Linked DNA regions of Mus musculus: region 2 is linked to region 1. The links are chromatin loops, found by intact Hi-C in ENCODE. Cell type or tissue: gastrocnemius. All regions are shown on one strand. Each heading gives the region's core, and the rest is flanking DNA. Links, peaks and the distances in the headings are about the cores only. Region 1 has its middle 28 kb from the start of Gm28979. Region 2 overlaps Ppp2r3a (protein phosphatase 2, regulatory subunit B'', alpha).

Region 1 (2,812 bases), core at 186-2,685:
AGGATGCCCACTGAGGAGTTAGATTCGTGGTCTGCTTCTCTGGAGAAGGAGAAATAGAAGCTCTACCTCCCTAGGGCAAGTTTGACTCTACAAATCCCTACTAGCTCCATCGTCTGGATATTTAGTGGGCCCTGGGCTTTGCTTTGAACTCATTGGTTCTTTTCAGTCTTTCTCTACAAAGTTAAGCCATGGCCTGCTCTGTGTGTGACCATTCCCTCTTACCGTCATGGTTTTCCTCCTTTTTGTGGCCAGTGTGTTACTGCAGATACCCCAATATCTGGGTGTGGATAGGAGTGCTGGTAGACCTTACTTCTTAACCTTGGGACCTTGAACATATGAACATCTGGACCTCTGGAGCATGTATTTGACTCCAGATTGCTGTGTCTTTGGGGCACAGAGGTTCCTCTAACCTCTGGAGAAAAGGGACACATGTCAGTCCAGAATAGGAGCATAACTTGGTAATGGCATCGATGTGTATCTCCAATTCCTAGCTCCTACCATCGTGGGACTTATCACATCTCCAGGGTTATCCATCCCAGGTGAACCTATTTCATTAGCCCTCACCTGCACCTGTGCTCTCAATGTTCCCATAGAACAGCTAAGCTCACGGTCACTATATGCTCGTCGGAATTTGCTGAGAGATTCAAGAGCCCAGGTAGTCAACGCAGGGTCTCTGAGAATCAGTGGTAGAAACCAACGGCCTCATATAAACAGCCCAGCCCTACTCTTGCACAGGCAAATGAGACATGTAAATGCTATGACCGTTCACTCGTATGAGTCATACCTAGGAAAATGGGTGAGTTCTGCAAGCCATGTTAAATGTGCAGGCATGTGAGTGTGTAGAACATATCCAGAGACCTGACGATAAACATCTCTCTGGCTCCCTTCCTGCAGCAAAGAGCAGACGTAGAAGAAAACCTAACAACTGAAAACCCAGAGCTAAGTTATCAGAAAGCAAATTAAAGCTGTTGGGTATTTTTGTTGAAACATCTCCACCTCTGAAATCTAATTTCTCCCAACTTTCCATATAGGATCCTGTGTTGTATTATTTATAAGAAAATAATATTCTGCCCTCCCTTGACAGCATTTCCAGGCTGCAGAACCCACAGCAGCCATGGAGTAACAGAATAATTTTGGTAATGTTTCCATAGCTACCTTGCTTCGAAGTGAGGTTTATTCTGTTTTAAAGTCTACTGACCTATTCACATCCGTATTTGAGGTATTTTCAATCTAATCCCTTACCTGCCTATTATCGTCTAATGTGCTTGTGATTTCTGTATTTAAGAGGCCCTGGATGCATAAATATGGTAAGCTTTCTAGTTACATGTAACAATACGATTTTTCCCCTCCCTACTCCTTTCCCATGTGTATTCATTCTGTCTTTCCCTGGCACTGCAAGGCAAACCTGCCAGAGGTTTTTGGTCAGAAAGGCTGTTTAAGGTACACTGGCGCCCTCTTGTGGTCATTCTGGCTTTGTGGTTTTTTTTTTTTTTTTTCTTCCCAGGAGGCTTTCACTTTTTGCAAGAGAAAGGCTACCACAGTGGTTGTACCAGCTTAACAATCCCACCAACAATGGAGGAGTGTTCCTCTTTCTCCATATTCTCACCAGCATCTGCTGTCACCTGAGTTTTTTATCTTAGCTTGGTGGTTTCCTCAGAAAATTGGACATAGTATTACCTGAGGACCCAGCTATACCACTCCTGGGCATATACCCAAAAGATGTTCCAACATGTAACAATGCTATGACACATGCTCCACTATGTTCATAGAAGCCTTATTTGTAATAGCCAGAAGCTGGAAACAACCCAGATATCAGAGGAATACTCAACAAAGGAATGGATACAGAAAATGTGGTACATTTACACAATAAAGTACTACTCAGCTATTAAAAACAATGAATTCATGAAATTCTTAGACAAATGGATGGAGCTAGAAAGTATCCTGAGTAGGTAACCCAATTGCAAAAGAACACACATGGTATGCACTCACTGATAAGTGGTTATTAGCCCAAAAGCTTGGAATACCCAAGATACAATTCACAGACCACATGAAGCGCAAGAAGGAAGTTCAAAGTGTGGGTACTTCGGTCCTTCTTAGAAGGGGGAACAAAATACTCACGGGAGCAAATATGGAGACAAAGTGTGGAGCAGATACTGAAGGAAAGGCCATCCAGGGACTGTGCTACTTGGGGATCCATCCCATATTCAGTCATCAAACCCAGACACTATTGTGGATGCCAACAAGTGCTTGTTGACAGGAGCCTTGATATGGCTGTCTCCTGAGAGGCTCTGCCAGAGCCTGACAAATACAGAGGCGGATGCTCACAGCCATCCATTGAACTGATCATGGGGTCCCCAATGAAGGAACTAGAGAAAGGACCCAAGAAGCTGAAGGGGTTTGCAACCCCATAGGAAGAACAACAATATCAACCAACCAGAGCTCCCAGGGACTAAACCACCAACCAAGGAGTACACATGGAGGGAACCATGGCTCCAGCTGCATATACAGTAGAGGATGGCCTTGTCGGGCATCAGTGGGAGAAGAGACCCTTAGTCCCGTGAAGGCTCGATGCCCCAGTGTAGGGGAATGCAAAGGCAGGGAGGTGGGAGTGGGTGGAGGGGTGGAGGAACTCCCTCATAGAAGCAAGAGAGGGGATGGGATAGGGGGGCTTCTGGGGGAAAATCAGGAAAGGGGGTAACATTTGAAATATAAATAAATAAAATATTCAATTCAAAAAAGAAAGAGAGAGAAAGAAAGAGAGACAAAGAGAGAGAGAGAAAGAAAAAAGAAAGAAAGAAGGAAGGAAAGAAGG
Region 2 (2,812 bases), core at 204-2,703, 130 kb after region 1:
GATTAATAAATGCATTCCTGGTCTTAAAATTTCCAACAGTAAATCACATTCTTTATTGTATTAGGACTGAAGTGGTAAGGGTATGCAAGACACTATCAGTTAGTATACTTCTTTACAGAACTCCACCCAAGCCAAAGGTTACAAGTACTTCCTATTGTCCCAGTGTATTTCTGGATTGGTTCTGAGTTGTTCAGATACCAAGGAATTGAAGAGCCTTAGGGGAATCTACACCAACTGGACAACACTACAGCGAGAGGAAAAGTAAGAGACTTCTTCAAAGCTAGTGGTGCACATCTTGAGTCCCAGCACTTGGGAGGCAGAGGCAGGCGAATTTCTGAGTTCCAGGCCATCCTGGTCTACAGAGTGAGTTCCAGGACAGCCGGGGCTATACAGAGAAACCCTGTCTCTAACCCCTCCCCCCCAAAAAACCAGAAGTAGCACAAAGAAAGGAAAGACAAAAAAAAAGTACTAATGAGCAGCATGCACTGACAGAGGAAAAAGCATTTGCCCTTGGGGTGGTTTTTTTCTTATTTAATAAAATTATTTTGAGAATTTTATACATGAGTACTATATTTATATCATTTCTACCCTGCCTCCCAACTTCTCCCTTGGTAGTCTCCAAATCTAGAACACGGAACAGGAAAAGATCCTAAGGCCTGAATAGTAGGAACCCCCATCACAGTCTACATAACACGTCCCAGGCCAGCCAGGGCTATAGACAGACTTTCATAAAAACAGACAAACATCACAGAGAACTCAGCTTCGTCTACTCCTTTCCCAGTAGCAAAATCAGAATTTGAACTGAGAATTTTGGGTTTAATTAGAATATAAAACCAGTAAAAACCAGTAGTAAGATTTAAGAATTTAAATTTATAGATGATTGGGCTTCTTCAACTCTCTTCCTTTCTTCTTTCAACTATCTATCCAGGTAGATGCCTGGCCCTGAGAAGTCCTCATCTGTAACATGAACTAGAATGTAAAGGGTTAAATAACCCACATGGCCCTTGTCAGAGGCCTCTTTAGTCAGTGAGCTCAGTATTGTTAGCCAAAAACTACCTAGCAGTCTAGGAAAAAGGCAAGATGTGAGTGTTGATTAAGAGCAAACTGTAAACAAACTGGAGATTAAAAATAAATAGGAAACAGTCTAGCAGAAGAGATATCATATCTAAACAGAATCTGTTGATATTATATTTTTAATATTCCAGGACAGCATGAGTAACGGAGGCTGACTATAGCAAAGCACAACTTGTGTCTAGTTAGATTTACATGTTTACTGGGAAAGTCGCAGCCAGCTTTTAATTGAGACTGTCTCTGAGAGGGTAGACAGAGCAGCACAGCAGTAATGGCCCCCGCAGTCACATCCATCCATTGAAATGAGCTGCCATCTCTGAGGGAAAGCAACTTCTGCAGAAGAGTAAAGGAACAGAAAGTCATGATGGGCAAGTCTGCAGAAACTGCTCACCAAGGGAGTTACAGGGCACCAGCAGCATTCCAATCCCTCGGTGGGAAAGTCCTACTGAATGAGTGTACACTGTCAGTTACTAAAATGGTGTGGGCGCCCTCTAGTGGGACCTCCTCTTAAATGCCATTTAAAAGTCAGATTCTGTAAGGCAGGCTCAAGGGTGAGTATTTAGGAACACTGAGTGAGTGAATGATGGTTTGAGTTACCATCCCTAGGAATGGGATTTGAGTTTTTGAAGTTTTTTGTGATTTTCACCCTTCATAGCAAGCAGTTTGAGTATTTTATATAAAATGTTTAAGCCAAGCATAAGGGTTCATGCCTGTAATCCCCGCACTTTGAAAGCTGATGTAAGAAGATTGCTATGAATTCCTGCATAGTGTGGGCTGCAATATAAGATACCATATTTTAAGACCAAAAAGTATTCAAGCACAAAGAATAACTAGAAGGTGATAATATAGAATTACAATATTTTGACATAGACACATGCATCCTGGCTTACTCTGTTAGTGAGAGCTGTATAGAATTTGAAGTTGAATAGTGAAGTCCTAAGCATAAGGAAATCATTTCCCTGCTGTCAGAGTGCCTTTGGGCTGGATTTAGAACAAGCACCTTAAATTCTCCCCTCCTCTTACGAGCTCTGCACTGGGTGTTGCCCAGACGCTGTAATGACTCTCTCACCAGGCATCTGTGCATGCGGCCCTCCTCACCACAACACTTCTTTCTTTCCTATTTTTCTCTGCTGGAAATCTCACGGGCCTGCTCTGTGCTTTCATGACAGCTGTACTCATTACTCAATACCGCAGTGGTTCCACAGTCGTATGATTCTGTTGGAAACCAAACACTGAACTGTACATTCCTTATAGGGAATAAAACTATCTCATTTTCTTTTATCCAAACCCATTCAAGGCCAGATAAAATACCTGACATACAGTTTGCATTCAATAATCAATTTGATTAATGAAGGAAAATCAGAAAATCTGGAGTTAATAATTAGATATAGATGATAAGAAAAAATTAAATGACCCCAAAGTTTCAAACCCAGAAAACAAAGTCTGAGTAGCACCCTTTTCCCTATTGTTATTGTTCTGGGTTTTGTTTTCAAGACACGGTTTCTGTCCTGGAACTAGCTGTCCTGGAACTAGTTCTGTAGTCCAGGCTGGCCTCAAACTCACCAAGATTGCCCTAGTTCTGCCTCCCAAGTGTTGGCATTAAAGTCATGTGCCACCTCTGCCTGGCTTAGCACCACCATTTTTACAAAAACTAACAAACATAAAAAACAAAGTCCAGGAAAAAGTAGTTGTTTTGCTTTTTCAGTGCTTTGACTTTTCTGTCAGGGTCTATGGAACTATG

What was found. Peaks named below come from ENCODE experiments on the same cell type or tissue, not always from the same donor. Only the 100,000 strongest peaks of a DNase experiment are listed, where the experiment ranks them.
Region 2: a loop joins it to region 1, with 8 times the contacts of the local background. A loop is called at or near these places in 16 of 42 quality-filtered maps.

What each region holds. Positions count from the first base shown.
Region 1 is chr9:101,312,833-101,315,644 of GRCm38, reverse strand. No RefSeq gene overlaps it. Among named protein-coding and RNA genes, the nearest start is that of Gm28979, 28 kb to the left of the region's middle. In gastrocnemius, for the core only: a CTCF peak has its summit at 1,447 (motif pointing left); a DNase peak (open chromatin) is centred at 1,433.
Region 2 is chr9:101,180,878-101,183,689 of GRCm38, reverse strand. All of the region lies in intron 4 of Ppp2r3a (protein phosphatase 2, regulatory subunit B'', alpha), which reads left to right. Among named protein-coding and RNA genes, the nearest start is that of Gm24338, 41 kb to the left of the region's middle. In gastrocnemius, for the core only: a CTCF peak has its summit at 1,571 (motif pointing left); a DNase peak (open chromatin) is centred at 1,550; H3K27ac peaks cover 331 bases.